Regions from separate parts of the Homo sapiens genome. Here region 2 is linked to region 1. A link is a loop called in an ENCODE intact Hi-C map of the cell type or tissue named here. Cell type or tissue: endothelial cell of umbilical vein. All regions are shown on one strand. Each heading gives the region's core, and the rest is flanking DNA. Links, peaks and the distances in the headings are about the cores only. Region 1 overlaps USP2-AS1 (USP2 antisense RNA 1). Region 2 holds the start of LOC107984399 (a long non-coding RNA gene).

Region 1 (15,778 bases), core at 5,293-7,792:
GGGTGATGAGAGAGGGACTCTCCAGGCTAGGGCATAGATGCCCTGGGTCCCCCTATCCCAGCCTCTTACATCTCTCAGTGAAGCCATGTCCGCTGCCCATGACAGGGAGTCTGGCTGTAACCATCTTTTGGAAGCTGGATGCCGGGCTAGTGGCAGTGGTTGGAGCAATGCTACCTCCTAGTGGTCTGATCTGCAAGTGCAGTCAATGGATGTGCCAGAGATCTCAGAGCTGCCCTCTGGGACCCCCACCCCACCTCTCCTGGGGTCACAGACTGCCTTTTGGTCAGCCTGTCTTAGTCTTGTCTGTAGCCACCTGTCAGCCTGCCTCCAGCTGTTTTTACCTCAGCATGTCCCTTCCGTTCTGGCTCATGTTAGCCGTCGCTCTGTGGCATATCTCTCTTACTCTGTCTGCCCTGCTGGCTTGGGCTGTCCGTTCCTCCATGTCTCATTCCATCAGTTTTCACCTCACCCTCTGCTGGGCCCTGGCTCTCTATTCTGCTTCTCACTTGTTTTGGACTTCTCCCTGCCCCCTATACCCTGTCCCTGTGTCCCCGAGCTGGGGTCATGCCTGGGGTCATGTCTGCCCTCTTCTTAACATTGAAGCTGGTTCTTGAGAAATACAGAGGCTTTTCTGCTTTTTCCAGGATGAGTCAGGAACTCCTGGAGTGAGAAGGGCTCAGGCCTCACCCAGCAGTGACCTCAGAGAGGGTGTGCAAGGTCAGAAGAGCCTCCAGCTGAGCTCAGCACTGTGACAACAGACTTTCCAAAATATGCTTAAGGGTCTGGCCGGGGCTGGACATGCTCCAGCAGGTGTCAGGGAAGAAGAATGAGCAAGCTGGCTGAGTCTGAGCCTGGCCCCGCCTAATGTTGTCTCCTCCCTGAAGCCTCCCCTCCCTTCTGTGCTACCACAGTTCTTAGGTCTGTGGCGTCCTGAAGCCACTGGTGCCATGTGATGGTTTGCATTTCAATTAATTAAAATTACATGAAATGAAAGACTCAGTTCCTCAGTCACACTAGCCACATTTCAGATGCTGAATGTCCACACATGGCTAATGGCTGTTGACCATATTGAGTAGCACAGAAGAGAACATTAGCCGCATCACGGAAAGTTCCATTAGTCAGCACCTTCTTAGAATAATCTTTGGAAAACATCCCTTTCTTCTTTTACTTTCCTACCCTCAGAGGGAGGATAGGATCATAATGTGTCCATCTCAGGATCCCTAGGGTCCAGCATGTCACGTTATATACATTTGTTGGCTGGTTGGCTAGATGGATATATGGATGGATGGGTGAAGGGAGGGAGGGAGAGAGGGATGGGTATATGGGTGGATAGATGGGTGGGTAGATAAGTAGATGGATGATGGATGGATGGATATATAGATGAATAGATGGATGGTGGGTGGGTGGGTGGAAAGATGGGTAGGTAGACGAATAGATGGATGAATGATGGATAGTGGGTGGGTGGAAAGATGGGTAGGTAGATGAATAGATGGATGAATGATGGATAATGGATGGATATATAGATGGATGGATATATAGGTGGATGAGTGGGTGGATGAGTGGGTGGATATACGGATGGATGGATGGGTGGATGGGTGGATGGTTGGATAAATGAATGGATAGATGGATGGATGAGTGGATGGATGGTTGGGTGGGTGGCTGGACATGTGGCTGAGTAGATGAATGGATGGATGGATATATGGATGGATGGATGGATAGATGGAAGCTTGAATTCCCAAATTTCTATGCCATGGAAGTCACAGGGGGACCAAGGAAGTGGGCAGAGTTGCCTCTGAACTGGCCAGGTGAGCTGGTCTGTGGAGATGTTGCTCTGCTCCAGGTTCTGCAAATGAACAGAGGGGCTTTGATGACCCTCAGCCTGAAAACTTGAACTTGTGAGTAGCTCTCAGGGGACTTAGAGCTACAAGAGCTTGGGGGTTTCTGCAGGTAAAGCGAAGGACTGAAGGGTCAGCTGTGGGGACTTCCTGTTTCAGGGTGAGCACCTAGCTGTGTCTAGGGTGGAAGTAGCCAAGGTGGCTGGGAGTGGATGAGCTGGAGGAAGGGTAGCCAGATCCAGGCCTCAGGGATGGGCTGTCTGGGCTCACCCTTCTGCAGCTTGAACCCCAAGGAGTGGGGCCAGGTTCTGGGAGAGGGATGGGGCAGCTGCAAGGCTTGAGTCCAGCTCAGTCAAGGGCAGACAGGAGTTGAGGCCAACCTGGGAGGAACCCTTCCCAACACAAACCGTTACCAGCAGCTGGACCTGGACAGCCAGGGCGGTAGTGGTCTGACCCAGAGCAGGAGTCTGATCCAGCAGGAGCAGGAGCTCAGTGGCAGCCTCTGTTCTATCCCCATGGGCTGCTCTCCACTCAGTACTCCGGAAGGCTCCTGAGCAAACTTGCTGCCTTGTTTGGACTGCTCTGAAGGGGAAAGGATCTGCTCATCCCTGGGCGGGAGAGAGGGTGGTGCACGCCACAGTTAATTCAACAGACACTTGCTGAGCACTCACTGGCTGCCAGGCGTGTGTCAGCGCGGGGGGTCTGTGTTGAGGATGCCACAGTCTTGCCCTGGAGAGTACCTGACCCTAGCAGACGTCAGGTGACCCAGAGCCACAGAAGAGCAGAGGAAGGAATGAAGAGGGCGGGACTGTGGCTTCGCAGGGGCACGGCTTGCAGAGGTCAGTGTGCCGATTCTGCAGCCTCACTGTGCAGGTTCCACTTACAGATAGATGGTAGTAGCATCACGGGCAAATTACTTGGCCTTTTGTGACTCCTATTTGTTTGTTTGTGTTTTTGAAATCTACAATGCAGGATAGTAAAGTAATAGTGTGGAACCCATAGAACTGTTGTGAGTTCATTCATGAGAAGTGTTCAGAATGGTGCCTGGTACACAGCAAGCATTATATAAACCCATGCTATTAGCATTACGGAGCTACCTCTCTCCGCTTTGGTTCTACTGGATTGATCAGACACCTTCTTCCCCAGGGAGGTAGCTGGAGGGGAGCAGTGGTGGTGTGAGGGGAGGAGAAAAAGTGGAGGTTTGGGTGCTGCAAGTGTTCCTGCTTTTCTGAACCTCATCCCTTGTCTGGGGGTGAAGAGAGGTGGGCAAAGGGAAAGCCCAGGTGTCAGGACCCGCCATGATCTCCAGGGACCAATGCACAGCATTGTCTGGGCTAGGGAGGATGCTGGCCTTCCAGGGTCCTCTAGTCCAGAGAGGGAAAGAAGCGCAAGAGGGCACAATGAGCTCTTTCCTTTTTATTTTATTTTATTTTATTTTATTTTATTTTTTAGAAAGGGTCTCCTTCTGTTGCCCAGGTTGGAATGCAGTGGTGTGATCACAGCTCACAGCAGCCTCAAACTCTTGGGTTCAAGCGATCCTCCTGCCTCAGCCTCCCAAAGTGCTGGGATTACAGGCATGTGCCACTGAGCTCAGCCTTCTTTCCTGTTTAAATTTCCAAAGCATATATGCTCCATGTTACATGTTCAAAAAGCATAGTTCAAAAAACATAAAAAGCACAAAATGAAAGCCTCCCTCTGAAATCCCTTCTGCCTCATCAACCCCCTCAACCCTTCCTGCAAAACCTAGTTCTTGAGATTAAACACCATTAATAATTTAGAGTGCATCCTTTCCAGGCCTTATGTATATTTTAATAATCTAAACACACACATGCATACATACCATTTTGTATAAAAAGAAAGGAAAGAAAATTATATAATATTACACACATTATTCTGCAACCTGATTTTCCACCCATGATATGCCATGGAAATCCTTTCATGTTAGTACGTCTGGACCACTTCATGGCTTTTACTGCTTCAGAGTATTCTATCGTGTGGATGTATTATAATTTTTAAAAACCACTTACCCAGTAATGGACACTTAGGTGGTTTCCCATCTTTTGAGATTGCTAACAATTCTGCTGTGAGCATCCCTGCATATGCAGCTGTGTCTGCATGCAAGTGTTTCTGAGACTGAATTCCCCAAGAGGAATTGCAGAGTGACAGGGAATGTGCATTTTAAAAGGTGATGGGTAGTAGGTAGGCATATTTTTAGGGTTTGTATCAAACTCCCATGGGAACCCCTGTATGTCCAGAGAGTGGGCGAACCGTGTTATGTGGGGAGCACAATGCTGGTGACCCAGGTCTCCACACTCTCAGGCTGTTGGGCCCACTTGACATGGGACCACTGCCCCCTGCCTCCCAGCACCTTTGCTTCCTTCCCGTGGGCCTGATGCTGCCTGGGAATCCTCCTGAATCTCCATAGCCCATTCATTTCCTCTTGCGGTGACATATCTGTTCTGTCCCTGTGCTCTTCCCTGGAGCCTCCATTTCTACTCTCAGCTGATGATGTCACTTCCTGTCTCACTGAGAAAATAGAAGCCACTGGGAGAGAATGTCCATGGTCCCCACCCCCACACCACACACCTGCTTGCATCTGCCTGGGTCTTCTGCTTCCTTCCTGGGCTGAGGCAACCCCTCCACTCTGTATGACCAGATCTTCAAAAAAATACTATTATTGAGATATAACTCATACTCCATGAAATTAACCCCTTTAAAGTGTACAATTTAGTGCTTTTTAGCGTGTTCACAGAGTTGTGTAACATTTACCGCCACCTAATTCCAGAACATTTTCATCCCCACGGGAAACCCCGTTCCTATTAGCAGTCAGTCCTCATTCCCCCTCCCTGGTCCCTGGAGACCACCGATCTATGCTGTCTCTGAAGAAATCTAGTCTCTCCAGACTCACCTGTTCTAGACATTTCATATAAATGGAGTCACACACCATGTGGTCTTTCGCTACTGGCTTCTTTCACTTGGCATTTTGTACTCACGGCTCATCCATGTTGTAGCCTGTATCAGAACTTTGTTCTTTTTTATGGCTGAATAATATTCCATTGGTCAGTTGATAGACATTGGTGTCGTTTCTACTTTTTGGCTCTTACAGACAATGTTGTTATGAATATTTGTGTGCATGTTTTTGTGTGGTTGTATGTTTCTGGTTCTCTTAGGTACATACTTAGGAGTAGAATTGCTGGGTCATATGGTAACTGCAGGTTTAACTTTTAGAAGAACTGCCAAACTGTTATCCAAAGTGGCTGTATCATTTTACATTCCCACCAGCAGGGCCTGGGGGTTCCAGTTTCTCCCCATTCTTGTGATTGCCTGGTGTTCCATTCTAGCCCTCTGGCGGCTGTGAAGTGCATCTCCTCTGGAAGCACAGTCAGATCTTCTCATCTGCTTGAGGACAGCACTCTCATATTTCTCCCTGACCTCTCCTTCAATACGTTTTTCCCTTTGTACCCCAATCACCCGTCAGCATGGAGGCAAGCTCGTATTTTTTCCCGCCTTGAAAAAACTCTCTTGACTCACGGCCCCTCCAGCTAGCTCCCCATCTCTCTTCTCTCTTTTACAGCAAAATCCCACAAAAGAATTGTCTCAACTTGTCTCTGATTTCTCTCTTTTCATTCTCCTTTGAACATACTCTTGTCAGACTTTTGTCCCCACTCTGACCACAATCAAGGTCACCAGTGACCTCTACATTGCTAACCCCAGGGGACCTTTCTCAGCCCTGACTTAAGGATCAGTGGCTTTTTACGTGGTTGGTCGCTTCCTCCTCTTTTCTGACTTGGGTTCCTGGGAGCCCCCCTTCCTGGTGTCCTCTCTTTCGCTGGCTCCTCCTTCTCATTCTCCCCAATTCCTCAACATCTTCCTGATCTGGAAATGTCAGAGGGCCCTGGGGCTCTCTCCTTGGTCCCTTCGCTCTGCTTTCAGAGTGTCTGATATCTCATCCGGTCTCACTCTGAATGTCACCCAAGTGCTGATGACTTGCGGATTGTAGCTCTAGGCAGGGCCTCTCCTCTGAGCTCCACACTCATTTATCAACAGCCCCCGTGACATTTCACCTGACAACTCTGACCGTCAATTCCCAAACGGAACTCCTGACTTCTCCCATTGAGCCTCAGCAAAAGACAGTACTGGGACAGCTTCTTTCTCTACCTAAGGCCAAGGCCTTGGCATCGTCCTTGACTCCTTTCTCTCTTACACCTGGGAGAATCCTGCCATTTTCACCTCCCCACTGTCTTTGCTACCCCAGGGCCAAGGTGCTTGGAGGTTGCAGTGGACTCCTAACTGATGTCTGTTTCCACCCTTGACCCCACGGTCTGTTCTCAACACAGTGCCCAGAGAGATCCTCTTAAAACACAAGCTAGTTACGCCATCCCCCTGCTCAGAGCCCGGCCATGAAGCCCCATGTCATGGAGGCAAAGCCCTCGCCATGGCCCACAGGGTCCTTCAGGGTCTGCCCCCACCCCTGCCCTCTCCAGCCTCCACATAATCCTCAGGGCCTTTTTCTGTTCTTCAGACCCTCCAGGCAGGCCTCGGGCCTTCGCGCTTGCTGTGCCTGCTCTCTGGGATGCCCTAGCTCAGAAGTCTGCTCAACTCTCTCCTCGTCTCCTCCCAGGCTTTACGCAAATGTCACTGCCTGGGTGAGACCGTGTCTGGCCACTTTGTGTAAAACCACAGCCTCCCTGACACTACTCACCGCTTCCGGCTTTATTTTTCTCCTGGGTGCTCATCCCTCTAATACACCGTCTGTTTTACGTGTTGACCTTACTTATGCATTACCTCTTTCCCCCATTAGGATGTAATCTCTGCAAGGGCAGGGCTTTTAGTCTGTTTCTTCACTACTGTATACCCAACCTCTAACATCACTCCTGTCCCAAGGGAGGTGCTGAGTCAATATTTGCTGGATGCCTGATTCAAGGCCTGCGGTCTGGAAGTTCTCCGATGGTGGAGCGGCCCCTACGGCCACGCCGCGGTCGGCCAGGAGGTGGCGCTGTGACTGCAGAAATGGCGGGCTCCGGCTGCCCGGCCTCTTCTCAGGAATGAATGCACCTGGGACTTCCCGCTTCGGAGGCAACGCGCTGCGGGTGGGGGGCGCGGAGGTACGGCCGTGTGCGCCCCCAGGTCAACCTGCTGCCTTTCTCATCTCTGGCAGGACTCCGGGGAACCTGTGCTTATTTCTGGGCTGGTGAGGGTCACCAACACCACCCTGATCCCAGGCCCGGTGACGTCTGTCCGGGGCAGCCTCTGGAAGCCGAGTGGATTTGGTTGGACGCCCGAGTCTTTCCTGGGCCCTGGGACAGGGGTGAGGTTTCCGTGCCCGCCTGCTCTTGCTCTCAGCCATGGGACCTGTCCTGCCCTGGCCTGCATCCAGCTCTGAGCCTCCTCAGCAGCCAGGAGAGGCCCTCGGCTCAGGGCTCCTCACAGCTGGCTTTTGGAGGTGCCAGCGAGGATGCTGCCGTTCCTGGCCCTGCTACTTGTCGGCTGGGTGACCTTGGGCAAGTGCTGAGCCTCAGTGTTGTCATCTGTTCGATGGGAGAGACACGCCTGCCTTGATGGTAGTGGGGAAGGTTAGATACTTGTAAAATCCCATTTGGTTCTGGGCAGGTGCGGAGCAGGTGCCCTTGGCCAGTGCCAGCTCCCATTGAGGCAGTGGGCAGTGCCAGGGCTGGCTGGGCGTTGGGGTCCGACCCAAGGGGCTGCCCCAGGCCCCGCATGTTCATGCATTCACTCCGACACCTGTGCAACGTGGCTCTCAAGGGCCTGGTGCTGTGTAGGGGATTGGGGGAACCATAGGGATGAAAAAGACTTTGCCCCTGCATTCCAGAAGCTGAGAACTAATGGGAGAGACAGGAATAATCCTACGTGAAACAAAGTTAAATAACAAAGATGAGACAAAGCACAAGAGGTGTGGGCAGGCTGCCGGTGATAAATGCCCAGCGAGCAGGACAGATAGGAAGTGCTTCCAGCCCCGCCAGAGAAGCAGTGGGCTGTGTGGTCCAGGGAGGTCACTGCCAGGCTTGGGGCCAGGAGGCAGGCAGAGGTCATGGCCGTGGCTGTGGAGGTAACCAGCCTGCAATGAGGCCCGCTGCGCCTCTTTCCCCCACTGATGTCCTCTCCCCATGGCCTGGTCTTGGGCTGGTTTCCAGAGGCTGCTCCTGACTGTGATCCAGGGTTCAGGCTTTTGAAAGGAAGGGTGGGCTGGAGGGTGTCTGCCGCCTGCCTGGGACTGGGACTGGGGCTGGCACCAGCCGAGGCCCCCTGGAATCTGACCTGGCCCTTGACCAGAGAAGGTTCCAGGGATGGTGCTGTGCATGGACATCGCAGAGCGGGAAGGTGCCCTGAGCCAAGGGCACCTGGACCCACTGAGCATTGGTTGGGGTGGGGATGGGGGAGCTCGTACCACTGGGATGGGAGGTCCTCCCCTGGGAACAGGGGTCAGTTAGGACACTTCTGCTGGACTCTGAAGATGGGGAGCATGATGACGGACGTCACCACCCTGCCCGCAAAGTCCTAGTGTAACTTCTGGGAAACAAAACTGCCAAGAGCCTGTGAAAGCCGCTACATCTAGGGGATGAGAAAAAATGCAGAGGTCGTGGGCACAGTTTCCTGGTGAGACCTCCAGCACCATGTCCAATCAACCTGTGGCCCACTTTCCTCCAATGCATTTTCCAGGTTATGCCCAGGCAGGAAGCTGTCAGGATCTTGGGTTAGCATGGGATGAGTCTTGGGGAGGGTGGAATGGCTCCAACACCCTCCAACCCTTCGCCTTCACAGACCTGTGGCTACCATCCCTGCCAACATCAGTGCAGTGCCCAGCCTGCAGCCAACTTCCTGTGCCAAATCTTAGACCTGCTGCCTCCACCCTTCTCCCCACCTTCCCCCCTCTTTTACCTTGGTCCTGTCAGTTTCCCCGAGGGGGAGATTGAGACAGCTGGGAAGGACCCAGGAGCCCGGGATGCTTCTCATCACCAGAGATCCTGTCCTGCCAATGCTCGCCCCTCCAAGCAGCTGTCTCTGGGTCTCCTTCTGCCGGGGAAGCTGTCATCTTGGGTGGCCCGGCAGGGCACTGGGCAGAGAGGCCCAGGCTGGTCCTGGAGGGTCTGCTGCCTCTGCCCCTCCCGCCTGTCTGGACTTGGTGCTCAGCTCTGCCCATGTTTCTGGTGTGGCCCAGCTGCCTGCCTGGTACAGAGGACTACTGCTGGGTCTGTGGCTGGGACACGCACCCTCCCTCATGGCACCCTCCCTCATGGCACAAAGCACAGCGAGCGCTCACTTAGATTAATTAATCTGCTGCCCAGCCTGCTCCTCCGACCCGCTTTTTTATTCATGGACAAGCAGCGCTTTCTGCTTTACCAGGACTCAGGCATCAATATTTCATCCTTGCTTCGCATGCCAGCTTCCTGCTCCCTCCCTCCCGCCTCCTGCGGCTCTAGGACCCACAAGGTGCTAGGTCCTGGGGCACACTGGCCGCGCCTGGCTCAGCCTGGATGCCAGGAGGGCCTCTTAGGCCTCTCGACTGCCTTCCATGCACCAGAAGCCTTTCTGAGTCAGCAAGCTGAGGAAGCAAGGCAGAGTGGCTGGGCATGGAGGAGGGGGTCCCAGGAATCTGAGGGGTGTGGGGGGTCCTAGTCTGGGGGAGGCTGGGGCTGGCTGGCCCAGTCCTGCCTTGGTGTTGCTGGGTTGTCAGGATCAGAGCTGAGGGCTGCGAAGTGCCAGGCACAGGTCCTGCACAGAGTCCTTCCCCTTTCCACCACAGTGTCTTGGCCAGTGTTCGTAACCCAGGTCTGTGGAGGGCCTTCTGGAGGGTCATGAGCCCTGGAAACACAAAACCAAATGTGATGTGTGTGCATGTGTGCAAGAGTGAGTGTGTGTGAGTGTGAGTGTGAGAGAGAATGGGGGTGAGGATCCTTGGCTTTCACCAAGTTCTCAGCAGGGTCTATGAGCCATAAACGGTCATAAGCCACGTGATTCTAGGCAGGCCCAGCCTCCTCTTTTTAACATGGAAGGAAGAGAATTAATGGGGTTACTCACCCAGGGAGCCCCAAGGAGTAAGTGTGCGTGGCAATATGGGCGTTATGGGGGTGCAAATACACACCCTTGTGTGTGGGTGTGACTGTGTGTATGTGAGTATGAAAGCACGTATAAATGTATGAGTGTGAATGTGAGGATGCAAAATTGTATGTGTGTGAGCATTTCGAGTGTATGAGGGCGTGTGAGCGGCTGTGTGTGAGAGTGCGTGTGTATGAGTGTGTGTGCATGTGTGAGCATGTGTGTGTGTTGTGTGGTGGCACTGGGGTCACAGACACACATTGCTGTCCTGTGCTGGAGGAGCCCAGCACAGAGCTAATGAGGCAGTGACACCTGGGCGCTGGGGACAGGTTGGGCCTCCCTTCCCAGGCTGGCAGTGCTCACATCTCCGCGGGGGGTCTGTGGTCAGAGGGTGCCAGCTGGGCTGAGATGAAAACTGGGGAACTGCTCTGGCCTGGGCTGTGCTGGGCAGGAGTGGGGACAGGGGTAAGGGGTGTGGGGAGGCAGCTGCAGCAAACTCCCCTTTGCGCTTAGTGTGGAAGCTTCGTGAGGGCACCGTGAAGCACTGCACTCCCCGCCTTTCCTCACACCCTATTCCCCATCAGCCAGGAAGTCCTGCCGCCAACCCTCCAAATACATCCAGAGCCCAACCAAACCCGCCCTGCCTCGGGTCCCTCCATGGCCCCTGCAGTCCCTGCTTAGCACAGAGGCTCCGTCTTGCCTCTGCTCCCAGGAAAGCCAGGCTCTCAACTGCCCGGAGCCCAGACTGCTGCCCTGCAGCCCTCCCCACTGCCTGCACCTCGCTCAGGCGTGCCAGCCATCCCTACCGCACATGCCTGCACACCCGCACACCCACACACTCACACACCTGCACTACCCGCAGGCTCCCCCAGGGGCCTCTGCATTTTTCTTTCCTCACATGGCTGCCTGGCTCCCTCCCTCACCTCCTGCAAGTCTGCTGCCTGACCCTGTCCCTTTTATTTCCCTCCATGGCATGCATGACCTTCTCACACCCCAGCCCATTGCTCGTCTGTGTTATTGCACTGTCTTCTGCCAACACAACAAAAGCTCCCTGAGGGCAGGAATTTTTATGTTTTGTCCACTGATTCATCCTAGAGCAGTGCGCACTGGGAAGGGCTCAACACATATTGGAGGGTAAATGAATGGGTGAATGAATAAATGAATGGATGAATTGCCCATCCCATTCATCAGTGGCCTGTTTGGAACTACCCATGGGGGATGTATTTTTTTCCTCAGGCTTAAGGGCTAATAAAACCTTAGCTGTGTTGAAAAGCTGGTGTTCATTCATCAATGATTCGATATAGTTACTGTGCACCTACTGTGTGCTGGGCACTGTCCTCGCTGCTGGTAGAGGGTAATGAACACGCAAGTAAACACCACTCCTTTCTCCCAGGGAGCGTTTGTCTCTTGGATTCTGAGGACCTTGTCACTGCTTTCCTTTCTGTGGTCACTGCCCCCATGTTCAGAGCCAATTTTCTGAAATGTTCTGAGTACAAAAACATCCCCTCTGATCTCACCTCATTATTCTATGCTTCTTCTCCCTGTGTCTTGGTTGTTTTTGACAGAAAAGGGAAATTCATGACGAGCATGTGGAGCCCTTGGTGGCCCAGTGCAGGCCTGGGGAGCTGCCGGGTTGAGGCGCCTTGTTTCTCTCTGGAACCTCTCGGTCGCTAGCTCTGTCCCTTCACTCTGTCTCTGGGTCTTTGGCCACTGCCTCCTCCTTTCCTCCCTTCCTGGACCTTGCTTTCCCTCTCACTTTGGCGTGAAGATGAGGCCCCACCAGTCTTGGCTTTGATTGAACATCATCCATTTATGTGTTACATCTTATCATATTATATGCATACTTTTACATGATTTTCAAAATCTTTAGGGCAGCAAAATATGCCTAAATGACTGCTTATTAGGATGCATGCCCAGTGCAACCGTGTGTGTTAGGGGAGGGGGGTAGGCGCTGGCTCTGTCTGGAGAATTCCCCCCTCCCCAGTACAGATGGAACATATCCTGGAGAAGAAGCTTGAGGTGACAGAAGTCTTGCATTACAGGGGAGGTCCCTTGCTGCTGCTGCCCCGATAGACCCCTTGGTTAACAGTCCATGTGACTTGCTCAGCCACAGCCTAGCATTGCTGGGTCTAGATACACTCTTGTTGACAGGTTGGTGAACCTGTCATCTCCTGGTTAGCTCTCCCCTCCCTGGCCCCGTCAGCCAGGCTTGAACTTCCTGGTCTCATTCCCAAGTGATGTCACTGGTCCTTTTGTCCTTGGCTCCCTGTGACTGTCCAGTGGCTGAGGTGACCCTGCAATCTGAAGCTTGGTGCCAGGAAAAGGGATGGATGGGGGTAAGGGAAACAAGGGCAACTGGCACAGAGAGCCAGAGATGGGACACACTCAAGAGGGAGATTGGGAGGCTCCGGGGTGGGGTGGGAGGAACCAGGAGACTAACAGCCAAGCAGCCCTGTGTCCCAGGGTACCCAGTCCACACCCCCTCCTTCAGCACCACAGCCTTGAACAGCATGGACTATAGGTGTTATGTTGGGTGTCGGGGGAGAGGGGTGTGATAGACAGAGAAGGTGATTTTGACCTGAAAGTCAGGGCAGAGACATCCCCATCCTCACTGTGGGTCCTGGGTCTGGGGTTCTTATTCTGACAATTAGCCCCCCATTTATTCCTTGTCCCACAACTCCCACAAGGTACATTCTGGTTCAGGAAGAGGAGTCAGTGGGAGGAGAAGTAGCTCCCTCGGTGTCGTGGCTGAGGCTGTAAGGGGCAGAGGCTAACTAGTCACATGCCTTTGAATGCCTTAAGCCACCTCTCTGTGCCTCAGCTTTTCCATCTGCACACTGGAGATGATAACAGTACCTGTCTTAGAGGATGGTAAGTATTAAATGAGTTAACAAGAGAAAGAATTTAGCAGAGTCCTGCACATAGTCAGCCACAGCATCAGAGTGGCTAGCAAATGACAATAATAGTGGCTAACCTGTGCAGGCTAACTGTGTGCAGGTTAGCACACAGCCTGCACAAGTTGGCCACTATTATTGTCATTTGAGGAATTCTAGAAGCTCTCCTCAACCCCGTGTCTCCTCCACACATGCACAGCCTGAAATTCCTCCTGCACTTATCTCTTGGGGTGATAATTGTATTAGTCCATTTTCATACTGCTATAAAGAACTGTCCAAGACTGGGTAATTTATAAAGGAAAGAGGCTTAACTGCCTCACAGTTCCGCATGGCTGGGGAGGCCTCAGGAAACTTACAATCGTGGTGGAAGGTGAAGGGGAAGCAAGCACCTTCTTCACAAGGTGGCAGGAAGAAGAAGCTCAGCCAAGGGGAAGAGCCCCTTATAAAACCATCAGATCTCATAAGAACTCATTATCATGATACCAGCATGGGGGAAACTGATCCCACTATTCAGTTACCTCCACCTGTTTTCTCCTTGACATGTGGGGATTACGGGGATTACAATTCAAGATGAGATTTGGGTGGGGACACAAAGCCTAACCATATCAATAGTTCTTCAAAGGTACCTTTAACAAAACTCAGACTAGCACCTGACAACACAGTGTGAACAGGGTTAAGAACAGGGATTTGAGGTCTCGGCCGCTGTGTGCCTTTAGGCAGTTCCATGGCCTCCCTGAGCTTTGATCCCTTCTCTTTAGATGAAATGACAATAGACTCTCCTGGAAGATTCTTGTGAAGACAAAATGAGATTACACACTTAAGCACTCAGCACAGGGCATGGCACGGCATGAGTGGTCAGCAAACAGCAGCCTGCACTCTTTACAAGGCGCCTGCACCTGCATCATCCCATCTGATCCTGGCCCCAACTCTGGAGGTGGCCTCACTTCTGGGTGAGACGACTGAAGCAGAGAGAGCAGTGGCATTCTGAGCAGGGCTGGAGCTCGGGCCCCCTGACTCAGGCTGGTGCTTTCTTGAAGGGGTGACCTTCAGAGGCCTGGCACAGGTGGCATAGATGGAGCATTAGATGTCCTGGATGTCTTGCCTCTGACCTGAGACCTGTAGGGACCTGGAGGCAATGGAGGACATTCCTGGAGGGAGAGGGGCATCAGGAGACAAAGTGAGGCTCCTACTTCACAGGTTTGCCTGACTCTCTCTAGCCACAGGCTCCCCCTGTCCCCCAAGTCTGCCCTCTCCTGCAGCTCCCCGGACCTGGCCTCTGGGCTTATGGAGCCCTGGAGTACAGCCTGTCCGCAGGAATGGAGCCGGTGCTGCCCTAGCCCAGCTGATGCCTTCAGGCCTCTGCAGACCTCAGGAGGGAGAAAGGCTGACCAACGAGGGGGTCCGCTTTCTACTGTTCTCATTTTTTACTGAAATTGCAAGAGAGAGAGGTGGGGGAGGGGCAAGACAAGTAAAAAATAGTCTCATTTGGACTGAGCAGGGGAGAAAGCAATTTCCTTCTGAAATCTCTTCCTGATTCTTGAAGGATGTAATTTGGAAATGTCCTGGTGGCTCTGGCTGGAGTGTGGGCCAGACCACCCATAAGGCATGGAGTGGGGACCTACGGGTGGGGAGCAGGGAAGGCCAGTAGGAAAGGAGACAAAGGTCTTGCTGATGGTTTCAGCCCAAGCCTCAAGGACAGGCCAGCCAGGGGAGATGTGGTAAGAAGGACTGTCACAGCACAGAGGACAGCTGAAGAGTGAGGTGGCAGAGACTGACTTGAGAGAGGAAGAGGATCTGGGGGTCCTGATGGACCAGGGTGGGGGGGATACACTGGGAAGAATTCTAAGCCCGGCTGGGGTAGGAGGGTGGCCCAGTACCTAAGAGAGGTCCATGCTCTGGGGTCTGTATCTCGGGAGATTTCATGGGGCAAAGGCAGAAATCCATCCTGAAGGACTATGCATCCTTAAGTTTCTTTGCTGGAAAGTCATCTGGGTGCTGGGCAATCTGGCGGCAACTTGGAGGCTTATTCAGAGCCTGCAGGAGAAGCAGGGCCCTGGTACGGGGTGGTAAAGGGGCACAGGGGAGGCTTGACATGCCCAGGGTTCCTCTGCTTGTCGTCCTTTGGAGTCACGCTCCAAGTTCCTCCACAGCCTCTTCTGCAGCCCTGCCACCTTCCAAGCCGCCATGGTGTGGCTCTGAGGGTCCCAGCTTGGGGAGCAGCATTGGCCCTATGAGAGGGCAGAAATGGAGACTGAGACCCACCAGCACTTTAGGGGCCTCCCTGGGACTCGTCCTTCCCTCTGACATGATGCTAACTCCATGTCCTGAAGCATCAGCTCATCACCCCATCCTTCAACTAACCCATCAACCAGCCAAGTACACCAACCAACAAGCCAAGCCACACCCCACTCACCAATCCATCAGCCACCACTCTACCTGTTACCCTACACCCTGCCATGCCACCAACTCAGCAACCTTCTAAGCAACATACCAATTCACCAACCAGATAATCTACCAACCGGCCTATTCTTCCACCATCTAACCACCCCACTAACCAGCCTATCAGCCAACTCACCAACCAACTCATTACCACACTGTCCAATCAGGAGATAGAAGCTACACAGTGCTGTGAACAGAAAGCTTTAATATAAAGAATTATTAACTATAACAGGAAATCACCCACTAAGCATGACAGGAGATCATCCAATAACCATGACAGGAGATCGCCCACTAACCGTGACAGGAGATTGCCCAATAACCGTGACAGGAGATCGCCCACTAACCGTGACAGGAGATCACCCACTAACCGTGACAGGAGATCGCCCACTAACCGTGACAGGAGATCGCCCACTAACCATGACAGGAGATCGCCCACTAACTGTGACAGGAGATCTCCTAGTAACCATAATAGGAGATTGCCTAGTAACCATAACAGGAGATCACCTAGTAGCTATGACAGGAGATCACCCAGTAACCATGACAGGAGATCACCCA
Region 2 (15,778 bases), core at 5,416-7,915, 690 kb after region 1:
TCCATCTTTGTTAGAAAACACTTTATAATATTTCAATCTTTTGAAATTTATTGAGACTTGTTATTTTACCCAGCATATGATCCATCTTGGTGAATATTCCATGGACACTTGTAGGTAAAATGTGTATTCAGCAGTTATTATGTGTAGTATTCTATAAATGTCAATTTAGTCAAGGAAGTCAATAGTGTCATTCAAATATTCTGTATTCTAACTGAATTTTTGTCTAATTATGCTATCAGTGTCTGAGTTGCAGATAAAATCTGCAACTATAATTGTAAATTTTTCTATTGATTTTGTTCTATCAGTTTTTGCTTCATTTTGAAGCCCTGTTATTAGATTTAGTGCAGATTATAATAATTATAACTAATTATTATTAGATTTTAGTACATATTTCTAAGTATTATGCTTCCTTAATATATTTATCCTTTTATCATTATGAAATATCCCTTTAATTTCCGGTAATACACTTTGTCTTGAAGTTCAGTCTGTCTGATATTAATTTAGTAACTCTAGCTTTTTGATGAGTTCTATTTGAATCGTGTATCATCAGTCAGTGTTCTACCAGAGAAACAGAACCTACTGGATATCTATATTTCTATAGATATACAGGGGTGTGTGTGTGTGTGTGTGTGTGTGTGTGTGTGTGTGTGTGTGTTCAGAGAGACAGAATTTCAAGGAATTGGCTGATGTGACTGAAGGGGCTAGCAAATCTGAAATCTGTAGAGTAGGGTGGGCTGGCAGGCTGGAAACTCTCTAGCAGGAGCTGAGGCTATAGTCAGTCCACAGGCAGAATTTCTTTCCCTGGGAAACCTCAATTTTGCTCTTAAGGCCTTTCAACTTACTGGATGAAGTCTACTCAGATTATTAAGGATAATATCCTTCACTTTAAGTCAACTGATTATAGATGCTAATCACATCTACAATATACCTTCGCACCAACACCTAGATGAGTGTTTAATTGAATAACTGGGTGCTATAGCCAAGCCAAGCTGACACATAAAACTGACCATCACAAATGGTATATCTTTATTCATCCTTTTACTTTCAACCTGTTTGTGTTTTTTGTATTTAATGTTCATCTCGTACAGTCAGCATATACCTAGGTCCTGCTTCTTTGTCCATTTTGATAGTCTACTCCTTTTAATTAAAGTGTTTAATTCATCATTTTATCAATAATTTGTCAAATCACATTTGATGTAATATAAATAAATTTGAGTTTAGTTCTGTCATTTCCTATTTGTTTTCTATTTATTTCACATGTTCTCTCATTCATTTGTTCTTCCTTTCCTGACTTATTTGAAATTATTCAGCTGGGCACGGTGGCTCACACCTGTAATCCCAGCACTTTGGGAGGCCAAGGTGGGTGGATCACAAGGTCAGGATTTCAAGACCAGCCTGGCCAAAATGGTGAAACCCCGTCTCTACTAAAAATACAAAAAGATTAGCTGTGCGTGGTGGTGTGCGCTTGTAATCCCAGCTACTCGGGAGGCTGTGGCAGAGAATTGCTTGAACCCACGAGGCAGAGGTTGCAGTGAGCCGAGATCATGCCACTGCACTCCAGCCTGGGCAACAGAGTGAGACTCCTTCTCTAAGAAAAAAAAAAAAAGAAAGAAAAAATAAATTAATCAAATATTTCTAACTATTTTATTTGATTCCTCTATTACCTTTCTTATCTATTTTTCTTTGCATTTTAGGGGTTGTCCCAGGTATCATAACATGCATCTTAACTTACCACAATGTACTTACAGTTAATATTGTACTTTACATAAAATGTAGGAATCGCAGGAATAATTCCACTTAAATTTACCTCCATACTTTGCTCTGCTTTTGTCATATATATTAATTTACATAGGTTATAAACCCCTCACGACAGTGTTATAATTTTTTCTTTAAACAGCCATATGTCTTTTAAAGATTTAAGATAAGAAAATATGATATGTGTGTCGTCTTTTATATTTACCCACATATTTATCATGTCTGATGGACTTTATTTTTCTGGCAAATCTGAGCTACCATCTGGTGCCATTTCCCTTCAGCCTGAAAAACTTCCTTTAACATTTTTTGTAGTGTAGTTGTGCTTCTAATGAATTCTCTTCATTTTTATCTTAAAATGTATTTACTTTGTCTTCATGTTTAAAAACATTTTGCTGAATATAGAATTCTGGCTTGGCAGGGTTTTGTTTTGCTTTTTTCTTTCAGCATTTTAAAGATGCTGCTCCATTGTGTTGAGAAGCTGGTCATGATCGGTAACATCGTTCTCCTCTGGATACTTTCAATGTATTATCTTTATCTTTGGATGTCAGCAGCTTGAACATCAGGTGCCTAGGTATGGTATTCTATGTACTTACCTTGCCTGGGGTTCACTGAGCTTCTTGAATTGCTAATTAATGTCCTTCCACCTAATTTATGAAGTTTAGGTCATTATTTATTTAAACATTTGTCTTACTCATTCTCTTTCTCCTCCTTTCCTTTTTTAACTCCAGTGGCATTCATCTTAGACTGCTTGATGTCCCACAGACCTCTGAAGTGCTCTTCATTTTTCTTTAAAATTTTTTGTTTGTCCTTAGGATAGGATAATTTTTAATGGTCTAGCTACAAGTTCACTAACTCTTTTTCCTGCTACCTCCAATCTGATGTTAAACCCATCTAGTAAATTTTTTATTTTATTGCTTGATCATTTTTGGTTCTAGAATTTCCATTTGTTTCTTTTATTATAGGATGTATTTTTCTGCTGATATTCACCATCTGTTCATTCATAATCCATATATTTTTCTTTATATTCTCAAATATTTATAAGAGCTGCTCTAAAATCTTTGCTAATTGCAATAGCTGGATCACCTCAGGGTTGAGGTCAATCGAATGTTTTTTAGTTGAGTATGGGCCGTGTTTTGTTTCTTTGCCTGCCTGTGAATTCTGATTAGATACTGGACATTGTGAATGATATGTACTAGAGACTCTGGATTCTGTCATATACCTTTGAAGAGTAATTTTTTTCTTTTTTTAACTTTTATTTTAGGTGTGGGGGTACATGTGAAGGTTTGTTACATAGGTAAACACGTGTCATCAGTGTTTGCTGTACATATTATTTCATAACCCAGGTATTAAGCCCAGTACCCAATAGTTATCTTTTCTGATCCTCTTCCTCCTCCTACCTTCCCTCTCAAGAAGACCCCAGTGTCTGTTCTTTCCTTCTTTGTGTTAATAAATTCTCATCATTTAGTTCCCACTTAGAAGTGAGAACATGCAGTATTTGGTTTCCTGTTCCTGCATTAGTTTGCTAAGGATAATAGCCTTCAGCTCCATCCATGTTCCCATAAAAGACATGATCTTGTTCTTTTTTATGGCTGCATAGTATTCCATGGTGTATATGTACCACATTTTCTTTGTCCAATCTGTCATTGATGGGCATTTAGGTTGATTCCATGTCTGTGCTATTGTGAATAGTGCTGCAATTAACATTCGTGTGCATGTGTCTTTATGGTAGAATGATTTATATTCCCCCAGGTATATACTCAGTAATGGAATTGCTGGGTCAAATGATAGTTCTGCTTTTAGCTAGAAGAGTAATTTCAACTGCAGCAGTTAGTTAACTTGGCTAGACTCAAACTCCAAACTCTGCCTCTCCTGTGGTGAGTAACATTTGAAACCTTTGCTCAGTTCCTTCAGCTTCTAGCTGCTGCTTTTTTGCCAGGCTGCCTGGGGTCTCCCTCATGCTTGACAGTTTAGCTTAATAGCTTAGCAATCAACCAAGGATTTGAGCAGATTTTACATTAGATTTTAGGGTTCACGCCCTCTGCGGTTCCCTCGCTTTCAGCATTCCCAATTTTCTGATTGCTCTGCCTGATACCTCAAACTAGTAAGTCTGCAGCTTCTGCCACTGAACCCACCCATGTGGTATGCCCTCAGAAAAAGGCTGCAAACTCCTAAGTCTCATTCTTTGCAGTTCATTTTTTCATGGGCGGACATCCCTTCAGTTTCTGCCTGCATTTAATCATTCTCCAATGTCTTCGATTAATGGGTTTTTAAAAATATTTTGTCTAGATTTTATCATTGTTATCTGCTGCTGGTGGCTGCTTGGGGAGGAGAGAGGGAAGGAGGAAGGGTTAGTAAAACAAAGCTATTCTTCCATTACTGGAAGCTAGAACTTTATTGTCCCTTTTACACAGTAGGAAACTGAGGCCCAGAGAATCAATGTGACTGGCCCAAAGTCTTTTGGCTAATAATCAACTTTAATATCCAAGTCTTGCTATCGTTGATTGATGGGGGCAGGTGATCCTCTGATTTTTTTCTATCTTGAAATGCCTCCATCTACCTCTCTCTTCTCACCCCTCAGACAGATTTACCCTGGATCTTGTGTGAAGTGTGAACACCTTACTAACTGTCCATTCACAAACTGCACTTGCCTTTTTCTTCAGTTGTAAGTACAACTGATGGGGCATGATGGTGGCTATTGGCCATACAGATGCTGGGTAAGACCCGTGGTAGGGATAGTGATGCTACCAGTAGCACCCTGGCCATAGCAGGGAGTTGATTATCAATTGTACTGGGAAGGCAGAGAGGGGTACTGTAAAAGGATCTTGGGCCATGAGTGTTGAGTTTGGTCCTGAATCTGCTGCATAATCATTATGAGACCTAATACAATTCTAATTATCACTCTAAACGTCAGTTTCTTATGTGTGTAGTTGAATGATAATTCACAGTAGTATGGTGTTGTTCTGAAGATCAAACAGAGGAGCATATATGGTTTGTAAACTAAAGTTAAAAATATGAGTCCTCCTAGTTGTTATCAGTGCCTGGTGAGGATGGCGGATGGTGAACCTGGCCACACAGGCACAGCGGTTATTGCCAGCAACCGGGGCAGAGGGAAGCCTCCGGGGTAATTCTCCGAGAGTTAAACTGGGTAGTGAAACCCACACAGGAAGGGTATAGAGGTGGCCCAAGAGACTATCCGTAAATTTGAAGCTGAAAAGATTTGGAAACGTCCAAGTTTAGTCACAGCGACGAGGGTGTATACAGACAGGCAGGACTGGTCTGTGGTCATAACTGGAAATAAGAAGCCCAAGCGTTTGAGCCCTGTTTGGTCATCAAAAAGTAATGGCTGGCAGGAAGCCAGAAAAAGAGACGGACTATTTCCATGCGATCCCGCAGTTCCTGGGGGAGCCCCACCGCATATCTGGTGAACAGGGACACTTCAGGCACCAGCGAGGCATGTTCTGTTGGAGGACAGGGAACTTCAGGGGGCCTCCCTGAGAACTTCCGGTGACACTTTACGAGGATGGATGAACCATCATTTGTTCTGAATCCAAGCCCACTGAGGAGCCAGGAGACCTAGTCAGCATCCCAGAGAAGCACCATATTTGGCAGACCCGCATATTGGACACTCTCTCCATTCATCACAGTCACAGCTAACATGCGCGGCACAGGCACCGTTCTAGCACGTGTGTGTGTGTCTGCCAAATATTTGTGAGTGTGTCTCACAACAGCTCTGTGAGAACCTTACATACTACATTGACGTTATACTTTCTTTTCAGTCTCCTGGAAGTTTGTTTATCATTAATCAGTTCCTCGAAGACAGACTGCCTCTGACTCTACAGACAGAAGCAAGCTTCGGGGTCTGAAAGCAATGAACGGACTACAGATTGTGGCGACCCCAGCCACCACATACACACTCTCGGGGGCTGCTCCCTTTTGAGGGCCTGACGTGGGGTCCAGGCAGGCACCCAACTGGACGTCTCTACATTGGCTGTGGACATAGTGGTGCTAGTGATGGTCACAGCTTACCCATGATGTGGCACATCTGGTGGGAGCCTCAGGCCGGGAACACCCTGGGGTGGGGAAGGGATCTCTGCGAAGGGAGGGGGTCTGCAGTCCAACAAGTGATGGCCTGGGGCGGCTTCAGGGAGTAGGGAGGGGCTGGACCGACGCCCGAATCCCACATATATGTGTAACGCATTGGAGTCTGCACTTGCGTGACCCTGTCACCGTCACCTCCTGGACTTCTCAGGAATCTCCTGGTTGCTCTCTGTAGGGCAACTCCAGCTCACTCCAAGTCACCCTCCACCCAGCAGCCAGAGGGATCTTTCCGAACATAAATTCCCTCTCGCCACCACCTCCCTCCTTCACACCCTGCCCAAGTCCCTTCAGTAGAGAGACCCAGGCCTGGAGACTGTACAAAGCCCTGCAAAGTCTGGTCCCGCCGCCGCACCCTCGGAGCCCAGCGCGGAGAGGGCGCTTAGTGCGTGAGCTACCGTCGTTCCCCGCGACTCAGCCGAGCGGCATCCGCACACCCTGCTAGCCTAGGAAGCGCATCGAGGGAGCCCGCTCAAGCTGAAGCGCTGCACGAGCTGTGTCTTCCTTCTCTCCGCCGCGAATGCGGGCAGGATGCGAGCAAAAGACCCGGCAAAGAGGGCGCCGAGGGGGCGCAGCCGGGGCGCTGGGCGGACCCAGAGGGGACATGGAGAGGAACGCGGAAGGTACGCGGTAGAGACGGGGAGGTGGCGCGAGGCGGGACATGGTGAGCGACCCGAGGGGCGCGCGGACTGGGCTCGCGGACGGGGCTCGCGGACGTAGAGCAGTCGAGGCGCGGAGGGGGAGCGCGCCCCCGTGTGGCCAGGCGGGGAGGCGCCACGGCCGGGGCCGTGGGGGCGGTGGGAAGCGCTCCGCGTCCGGGCTCTCAGCGTTCCCTGGCCTGCCCCGGCTCGCTAGGCTTTGATGGCTGCTTCCGCTCCCCATAAAGGCCTGTTTCATGGCCGACGCCGGCATGGGCTTTACGTCTGCCCTCGGGCTCCCTGCGGGCTGCAGAGGGCAGCGGTGAAATCCCCTGTCCGGCCAGGCTGTTCTTGCTCTAAAGGGAGGCCCAGGAGTGTGTGCGGGCGGCGTGCTCCGTGCTGGGCTCTGTGCCGAGCCCTATTCATTGCATATCCCAGTTTCTGTCTCTGGGTGCGTTTCCCTGGCCCTGGCCACTTCCCCTCTTTGAGCGTGGGCACTGTGTTTATTAGTTCATTTCCCATCCCCACACCAAGCACTGCCTGGCACAGAGCAGGCGCTCGGCAAAGGCTTGCGGGATGCGCAGACCAGCTCATTTAATGCTTGCAGGTGCCCTCTGCGGTGGGCATTACTATTTCCACCATCCTCATGATGGATCTGGAATCCACGGGGGTCCCCTGCCCAGGATCGTGCAGCCTGTGGAAGGCAGCAGGCGCCGGGATGCCGAATGGATTGAATGAGCTTCTCGGGGATTCCCTGAGCTTGGTGAACGCAGAGCCCACCCTGACGGTCAGGCCTAACCCCACCGCCAATAACAGAGCAGCCCTAGGTGGAAGTGGGCTGCCTGTGCCTGGCACTGGGAGCGGCAGAGGCGGCTGCCGCTGTGGAAGTAGCGCCCGCAGTGCCAAGCTCCTGTGCCTGGGAGGACGCGGGCACTGGGCGACCTGCAGTCGGGGCTGCCCCCAGGCAGGGCTCCCTGGCTTTCTCACAGCGCGGCTCGCGGGAAACGACGCTGCCCTATGGCACAGTGAAGTAAGGCGATGGCTGCTCTCAGCCAGAGGCGGGGCTGGGGGAGGGGGCCAGAGATGCCCCGGGAGCCCCTGGACCCTCTGGAGGGTCGGGTGGGGGAGGGGAGATCTCTGTCTTGACCACGCACTTGTAACCCATTCTTGGCACACCGGGATACCTTGCCTGCAGGTAGTGCTCTGCTCTCGGGGAGAGGGCACAACCTCTAATCCTCTGACCGAGGCTCTCTGCCTCTCACAAGAAGCCCCCAACACACTGGTTTTCCTCACAGCCTGCCCCAACTGCTCATCGGAACCTGCAGCCCCCTTCCCTGCCCCAACTGTCCCTCTGCGGACCCCATTACCCTACTTTCTGTCGAGCCCAACTGCCCTATCCTTTATACAGGCTGTCGGGGGCAATGGTGGTGAGCATGGGCTATGGAGTCAGATTGCCTGGGTTCAAATCCTGGCTCTGCCATCTTCTGACTGTGTGACCTTGGGCCAGTTTCTTTATTTCTGTGCCTCAGTTTTCTCGTCTGTAAAATTGACGGGATGGTGGCATCTGTCTCACAGAGTGGCTGTGAGGGTAGCGGGCACACTGCCACAGGCACGATGAACGTCAGCTCTTGTTGCCAACCTCCCCCCACAACACACACAGCTTAGTAACTCTACCCTCACCCAACACATAACACCTAGCTTGTCCCTCATAATGAGCTCTCAGCCTAAATCAGTGCCCTCAGCAAACCTGTGGTGCAGGGCACGTGTTAGGGTAGACAAGATCCTGGGGAAGACTCACTGACTCCACCGAGGCAGCACTGGCTGCAGCTGGGATTGGCCCAGACATTTAAGAGCCGAGGACTAAGCAATGCCTGCATTGCCTGCTATGTGCATATGTCCAGCAGGACGGCAGTGTCAGGCCACTGGCCAGTGGGGACCAGCCTCTGAGCTGGTCATCCGAACACCCTAGGAAAGAGTCCACCCCGTCCTTCATGTTCTATCACTGCTTGGCCTAGCTAAGCCAAGCACCTGGGCCCAAGCCCCACCGTGGAGATGGCGGCTGGAGCAGTGTCCGAGGTCACAGATGGAGGAATGTGACCTCCAGCCCAATCTCGACTCTGCTCTTTGCCAGTTCAGTCTTGCCCAAGTCACTTGGGTTCTCCAAGCCTATGATCTCCTCTTTAAAATGGAAGGGAGAGCTGGGCATGGCGGTTCATGCCTGTAATCCCAGTACTTTGGGAGGCTGAGACGGGAGGATCACATGAGGCCAGGAATTCAAGACCAGCCTGAGTAACATGATGAGACCCCCATCTCTACAAAAAAACAAAAAACACTTTGGTTTTTGTTTGTTTGTTTGTTTTTGTTTTTGTTTTTAATTAGCAGGGCATGATGGTGTGTTTCTGTAGTCCCAGCTACTCGGGAGGCTGAGGCGGGAGGATCAGTTGAGCCCAGGAGTTCAAGACCAGCCTGGACAACACAGCAGACCCCGTCTTTATAAAATAAATTCAGTAAAATGGAAGGGAGAGAGTCCATCTCTATTCCAGGTGCTTGGTCCTGGGGGAAGGTAGGGGAAGGGACAGAGAAGGAAGCAGGAGAGGCAGCACCAACACCTCTTCCCACCTGTGGGAGATTCTGCTCTCTCATTGACTGGAGCTGGGCTTGCCAGAAAGTCAGATGTGGCCAGTCATCTCTCTCTTGCCCCACCTGAGGTGAGCTCTAACTGTACCTTCTCCATCTCAGAAATAAACGTGGCCTTTGAGTGGGGACACTCAACAGTCAACTTCCCTGCTTCCCATGAGGCAGAGTTGCAGAAACCTAGATTCAATCCCTGCTGCACCAGTCCCTTACTAACTATGTGACACTGGACAAGATGTAGCCTCTCCAGCAGTGGCCAACTTTGTTTCGCTCTTATTACATACCAGGCCCTTGGGCAAGCACTTGCCCCCATCCGTGCAACAACCCCACGAAGTAGCCCATCTCACAGGCAAGAAAACTGAGGTTCCAAGAGGTTATGTAAGTTGCCACCATCACACAGCTGGCAAGTGGGAGAGCTAGAAGGTGGATGGTGGCAGAGTCTGGGCATTGGCACGTCACCCTCCCAGAGCACCGGGATGGGGAAAGGAGGTCTCTGGAAAGTATCTATCCAGCACAGGTGGAAACTCAACGCTGATTCTGGGTTTTTTGTCGCATCCCCTTTCGGAGGGAACCAAACTGTGATTCCTTGATCTCACCACAGGGTGTCTCCACGCCACTACTCAACCAGCCACCCGATGCCTGGGCTACCTTTGGCGCAGCCCTTCCTCCTGTGGGACTGGCTGCAGCCCTCCTGCTCCTGTGTGGCCTGTTTGCGCCTGTCTTGTCTTCAGCGGGGACAGGCTCTGATTCCTCTGGGAAGCATGAGGGCTGTCACTGACCTGCACCCCCTGCCTTGTGGGGTTCAGCGGAGTGGCGTGGAACAGAAGTGCTGCTTTCCACGTGGCCTCTTCTCTGCCTCCCCCAAGTTCCCCCACACTGTCCTGTGTCAAGAGTCACAGCCAGAGCCTCAGTCTCCAGAAGTCACGGCAACAGAGCTGTGGGGAGATCCCACGCCCTCCCATGGGGGACCTTGACCTGCCTGGAGAGAGGGGCTCGTGCCACCTGCGTGGGGCCCCTCCCCAGTCTGGCTTGGTAACTGCGGACCTCTGTATTACTTCCTCTTCTCCGCAGCCCATGCTGCCGTGAATGTCCCCGTGTGACAGTTGTTAGAAGGGGAGTAATTACCTCCTTTTGGAAGTTTCAATGAGACCATGTAGGTAAAAAACATCTTGCAAGCTCTTCATTGAAATGTTGCTTGCCAAAAATAGGGAAACGGGGGCTAGGTCAAATGACTGTCCCAAAGCCACTCAGTAAGTCAGCGGTGGCCATAGGATCCTGATCCCAATCTAGCGATTCTCCCAAGAAATCACACTTGACTTTGGGGTGGCCTCCTCTGTGTGAACCTAGTCCAGGGCGTTGAAAGGGCACAGAACAGAGATCCTCGGGAGGAGGAGGAATCTGGGGATGAAGGAGTTAAGGGGGCCTGGAGCCGGGATGGCTGAAGGCTATAAAGAGACCAGTATGAGAGGAAGAGGCCAGCGAGGGGCCTGGCTTTGATTAGGCCCCCAAGGCCATCTGGAGAACCAGACGCTGGAGATGGGTTGGTTTTATGGGGGCAGATGGCATAAATTATAGGGGCGTTAATGGGGTAGAGGGGTTCCCCCCACAGTGCTTCTGAAAGGGGTTGCATGGGGGGTCCTCGTCCCTAGCAGCCTGGGCCAATCCCATCTGCTCCAGCCTCTGCTGTGTCTCCCTGCCTGCAGTACAATACCCTCCACAGAAACTGCCCCCAGAGGCATCTGAGAGCATGCTCCAGCACTCAAAGGAAACAGAGACCCTCTGCTGCCTAGACAGGAGCCACATCAGGACGGTGGTACTGCCTGGAGCCATCATATGATGGGCAACCCAACATCTGGCTCAACGAATCCTCAACAGCCAGCCAATTGAGAATGGTCATGTCCCATTTGTCTCCAAGCCAACTGCAGGACTTGAACAGTCATCAGATCACACCCTCAATGGTGAGGGGCTTGGTGACCATCCTATCCAAACACTTCAACAGAAGCCTAGGGCTACACAGCTAACTGACCTCAGGGCTGGACTTGAAACTTAGACTCCTCACACTTGAGCCAGTACATTTTCATGACCACTCGCCATCATCACACAGCCTCTCTGGATCTCAGTCTTTTCATCTAACAATCGCTGTTTGGCCTCCCTCCCAGCTGAAGTGGAATGAAACGTCGGCTGCAAAAGGCTTTGAAAAGTTAAAACCACAACACAAGTGATTGCAGCATTTTGTGAGCAGAAGTTGGGGAGCCCGTGGAGTTTCCCAGGAATGGGCTAGTGGTTCTGCTCTGTGGAGGAGTCCAACTGACACCTCTGGCCCTCACAGGCCCTCTTCATTTTGGCTCTGCTCAGGGACTCAGGTAGTGCTCAGCCTGAGCCCACATCATTAGGAGGGTGGGTCATTCTGAAAACAAAAACCTCTCTTTGTGCTTCCCAAAGCCCATCAAAAATGATTTTCAGTCACCCCACTGGGGGAGTTATCCCCATCATTGTATCCCATTCTTGCAAAGGATAGGAAGTAGAATGTGGGGAGCAGGGATGGAGAGTTGACAACCAATTCTTCCACCACTTCATATGCAATCTTAGCTAGTCAGAAAACAACCTAAACAACGTCTAGCAAACTCGAGGTACATATCTCAAATGCAGCAATTTCTCTTCTAGAAATCTACCCCTCAGTTATATTAGCACAGATGTCTTTGTACAAGACTGTTCATTGCAGCTTTGTTTGTAATAACAAAGACTGAAAGCAACCTAAATATCTATCATTAGGGGATGGAGCAAATAAATTGTGGTACCCATACTATATAACACCAGGCAAAGAATGAAGTAGATTTATAAGCATATACAAATGCAGTCGATTTATGTAAGGATCTGCAGGATATATTGTTAAAAACAAGTCATATATGGAACAGTGGAGATACTATGTTCCTGTTTATGCCCAAGAAAAGAAGGTACATGTAAAGCATAAGAAATTTCTGAATGATACACAAATTCTGTTCATAGTAGTTGCCTCCAGGTTGAGAGACAGGTGGCTTCCGGTAAAGAGGGACTTACTTTTCATTATATTCCTATTTTAGCATATGTATTTGTTCCACTTTTTCAGTTAAATGGAGAGAGGTAGTTAAAAAAAAAAAAGAAGTTGGTCTAGAAAAATAACTGCTTGGACGTAACCACATTTCTGCACTCAATCCACCTTCTGCCTTCCAAGTCTTGCCCCTGCTCCCTTGCACAGCTCTGACCCACTCCAGCCAATAAGCCTCAGCTTTCATCATAGCCACAAGCCTTGGGGGAAACTGCCCTTCATTCTGCAAGGACTGAGGCCTCCCTGTCATGCCCAGCTGCAAGAAGACTCAAGGGCTCCTATACGAGGATCTCAAGTGCTTGGAAAAGGGGTGTTACCCCAGGTGATGCCCTTTGTACAAGCCAAGGGGCTTGGTTTCCTATTAAGCCCGCGGAAGGAGTGGCAGTTAAACACCAAGCTTCAAAGAGTTGAGGATTTTCAAAAATCGCTTTTGGGGAATCTGCAGCTTTTATTGGAGGTGTCAGACATTAATGAGGGTTCTGGATCATTCCCAGCCTGCAGAGCCCTCTCTTCCTCTCTTCTCCGCCCCCACTCATTCCAGCAACCAACTTCCCCACTTTGATGAATCAGGAGAGGCTGAGAGTTCAAGGGGGTATTTCTGTCCCACTCTCAGCCCACCTTCTCCCCTTTTGCTTCAAGAAGATGTGGAAGCTGAAAGGACCCAAGATGGGGGAAGAGGGTACAGAACTCAAGGGAAGGGCTGGGGAGCAGGTTCAGACAGAGGCAAAAGAACCCAGCCTTGCTTACCTGCTCCTCTGGAAACAGTTTCGTGGCAAAGAATTAGGAATTCTGGAGCCGCCCGAATGCCAGCTGGGATGAAACCCTCAACACACGATCACTCCCTCTGGGCAATGATCATGCTCTTAGATATTTTGAGATCCTTAAATGGAAGGAGTTGTAGGAGCTACATTTTGTCCAAATACGTAGTTACATATGAGCTTTTCTTGACCGCATTTTCAATGCTGATTGAGTTCCCAGTCTTAGGATGTACCTAGTGAACATGAAAGGTAAGTGGCATATCCAAAACAAAGGTGTGCCTTCCAATTCACTTGGAACAGACAACATGCTCAGAAGTATTTGTGGAATGAATGCATGCATTTGCATATGCGTGAATGAATGAATGAGCCTGTTTTATCCTTCTCTTTATTTACGAAATGAAGACATTAGATTAGATGTTAGAAATTAGACACTGGATTAGATTAGACATTTAGTTTAGACATTAGAAATTACTCTTGCTGGTTAGGGATTGGAAACTCTGAAAAGACTATACCATGAGTTGTTAAAGGAGAGGTCCACTGTCCTACTCATGTTTCAATAAATGACGGATGGATGGATGGATGGATGAGTGGAGGAATATACAGTATTTTGACCCCTGGAGTTCTAGGGGAAGAATAAGACAAACATATATCATTAGTCCTGCCTGAGGCAGGAGGATGGACAAGATGACCTATTGGGTCTATTTCCAACCCAAGTATTAGTATCTATAGCCAGAATGTGCAATCAGAAACATTTGTGGCTAGACCCTGAGAAGATGTCATTACTCAGGTTTCTTAAAAGTTATTTTTCGCTAACTTGTGAACAGCCCTCAGGAAACTCAGTCTCTCACACTGGGGCAGGGTGGTCATCTCCACCGCTGGCCCCTGGAGCCCTCTTCTGATGCCAGTAACCATGATGACTCAACACGGTCACCCATCAGAGTCCAGGGCTCCTCCATTCTACTCAGAGAAATCCCCTGAAAGAAACTGGGGAAAGAGTTCTGTGCTTTTCTGAACACCTTCGTCCTGGAGAATGTGTCCCAGGTCAAATATAGAGAAGTGAAATGGAGATATACAAGGCTTATTGGTTCATTCCACTTGAGGAGCAGGTGGATCTTAAGAGCAATACACTGGTGGAAAGTTCACTTTTTAACTTCCAAGAACCAACAAAGAAAGGAGCCCACCTGACATTGACCTTGAGATAGACTTCTGTCCCATTCTTCTCCAGACCTCTTGGTCTCTCTCTTTGACTTCCTACCCTTTTCCTAAAGTCCCTTCTTTCTGGTTGCCTGGACCAGTGTCCCTGCCCCATCCCTTCCCACAGAAAGCCCCCTTATTGATGGCCTAGCTGGCATCAGTGTGATGGAAGCCTTTTAGTCTCCCATGGGAGAGCTGTGGTCGATGTCCTCAGTAGCCTAGAAGCAAGCCTGTCTCCATCCATGATGAGCACTAGCTTTTTTCTCAGCACCAATTATCTGGTCTCTTATGAAGAAGGGCTATCTTTCTGAGCTTGTCTTTGACCCTGCCCCTTATAAAACAATAGCCCCAGCATTAATTCATCTAAGGAGCATCACCCGTTCCTGAGCTTGGCTTATAGTAGAAGTGTCACCATGTCGGTTGTTCACTGTTCTCAGCATCTGGAATGACTAATGGTAGTCAGACTAATTCCTAACATCACCAGGATGAAAGGTAGGGAGGCCGCCTGTGAGTTCATTCTGCCATAAGAATTATCACAGAGAATGATCCATCCAACTAGGTCCTGTCTCTGACAGGGGTGAGGAGCATATGCTATTCTCATGATGTCCCATTGAAACGCTAGTGGGGGATGCGTCCAATAGTTTTATTCCCCCAGTTGACATTTATGCATGACTTGATCCTTTGTAGTTTACCCAATGTGTTCATGCACATTGTGTCTTCTAATCCAACTTTAGGAGGCTGATAGCATCGTTGTCTCCATCACACAGTAAGGAAGCTAAAATTTGGAGACTTGTCCAAGGTCATATAATTGATAAAAGGCTGAGTAAAGCCTAGAACACAGGTGCCCTGACCCTTCTGGCTTCTCCACTTTACCCCTTTAAGACATGTATATATTTCACCTAGAAGTCATATTGGTACTGAGACTGCTACTACACCAGCTGAGAGTTATAAAACCACTTTCCTCTTCGCCAGACAGGGCTAGAAGCTGGAGTTCTGAAGCTGCAGAGAGACAAAGGCCAGCACTTCTGATCCTCTAAAGCTTGGAAAGAAACCACATCATGAACAAAGACAGCTCATTGTATAATCTAGGGAGAGAGAGAAGAGGAGGAAGGGGAAGAGGAAGGAAGGAAGAAAGGAAGGAAGGAAGGAGCGGGAGGGAGGGAAGGAAGCAAGGAAGGAAGGAAGGAGAGGGAAGAAGGAAGGAAGGATGGAAGGAAGGAGAGGGAGGGAAGGAAGGAAGGAAGGAGAGGGAGGGAGGTAGGGAAGGAAGGAAGGAAGGAAGAGGGAGGGAGGGAGGGAAGGAAGGAAGGAAGAGAGACCATCAAACAATTCTCTAAAGATTTCTGGGAAATCACATACTCGATACAGAAACTGCATGCACACACATGTGCACACATGCATGCACACACACACACCCCCCACACACACGTCTGTATGAGGGTGTAATGGAACCAGCATAGGCTCTGGAGCCAGGTGGACCTGGTTAGTTTCCTGGCTCTAACATTACTGCTGTGAGTCTCTAAGTAAATCACCAGATCTCTCTAGGTCTCCTTTTTTCTTCATCTGAGAAGCGAGGGAATTAATACCCATCCAAAGACCTCAAAAAGCTCAAGTGAAAT

What was found. A loop is a pair of places that touch in the nucleus more often than their neighbours do. Peaks named below come from ENCODE experiments on the same cell type or tissue, not always from the same donor. Only the 100,000 strongest peaks of a DNase experiment are listed, where the experiment ranks them.
Region 2: it touches region 1 in a loop (7-fold over the local background); 7 of 110 quality-filtered maps call a loop at or near these places.

Annotation. Positions count from the first base shown.
Region 1 is chr11:119,474,716-119,490,493 of GRCh38, forward strand. All of the region lies in intron 3 of USP2-AS1 (USP2 antisense RNA 1), which reads left to right. Among named protein-coding and RNA genes, the nearest start is that of THY1, 59 kb to the left of the region's middle. RefSeq lists enhancers at 583-877, 1,897-2,398, 2,399-2,898. In endothelial cell of umbilical vein, for the core only: a CTCF peak has its summit at 6,817 (motif pointing right); a DNase peak (open chromatin) is centred at 6,826.
Region 2 is chr11:120,162,676-120,178,453 of GRCh38, forward strand. LOC107984399 (a long non-coding RNA gene) reads left to right here and starts at 6,302. Exons shown (of 2, transcript NR_159965.1): 1 at 6,302-6,473; 2 at 7,096-9,006. It overlaps LOC124902773 (a long non-coding RNA gene), which reads right to left. Exons shown (of 2, transcript XR_007062923.1): 2 at 12,636-15,244. RefSeq lists enhancers at 700-869, 6,680-6,839 and a silencer at 6,510-6,679. In endothelial cell of umbilical vein, for the core only: a CTCF peak has its summit at 6,613 (motif pointing left); a DNase peak (open chromatin) is centred at 6,606; H3K4me3 peaks cover 805 bases; H3K27me3 peaks cover 170 bases.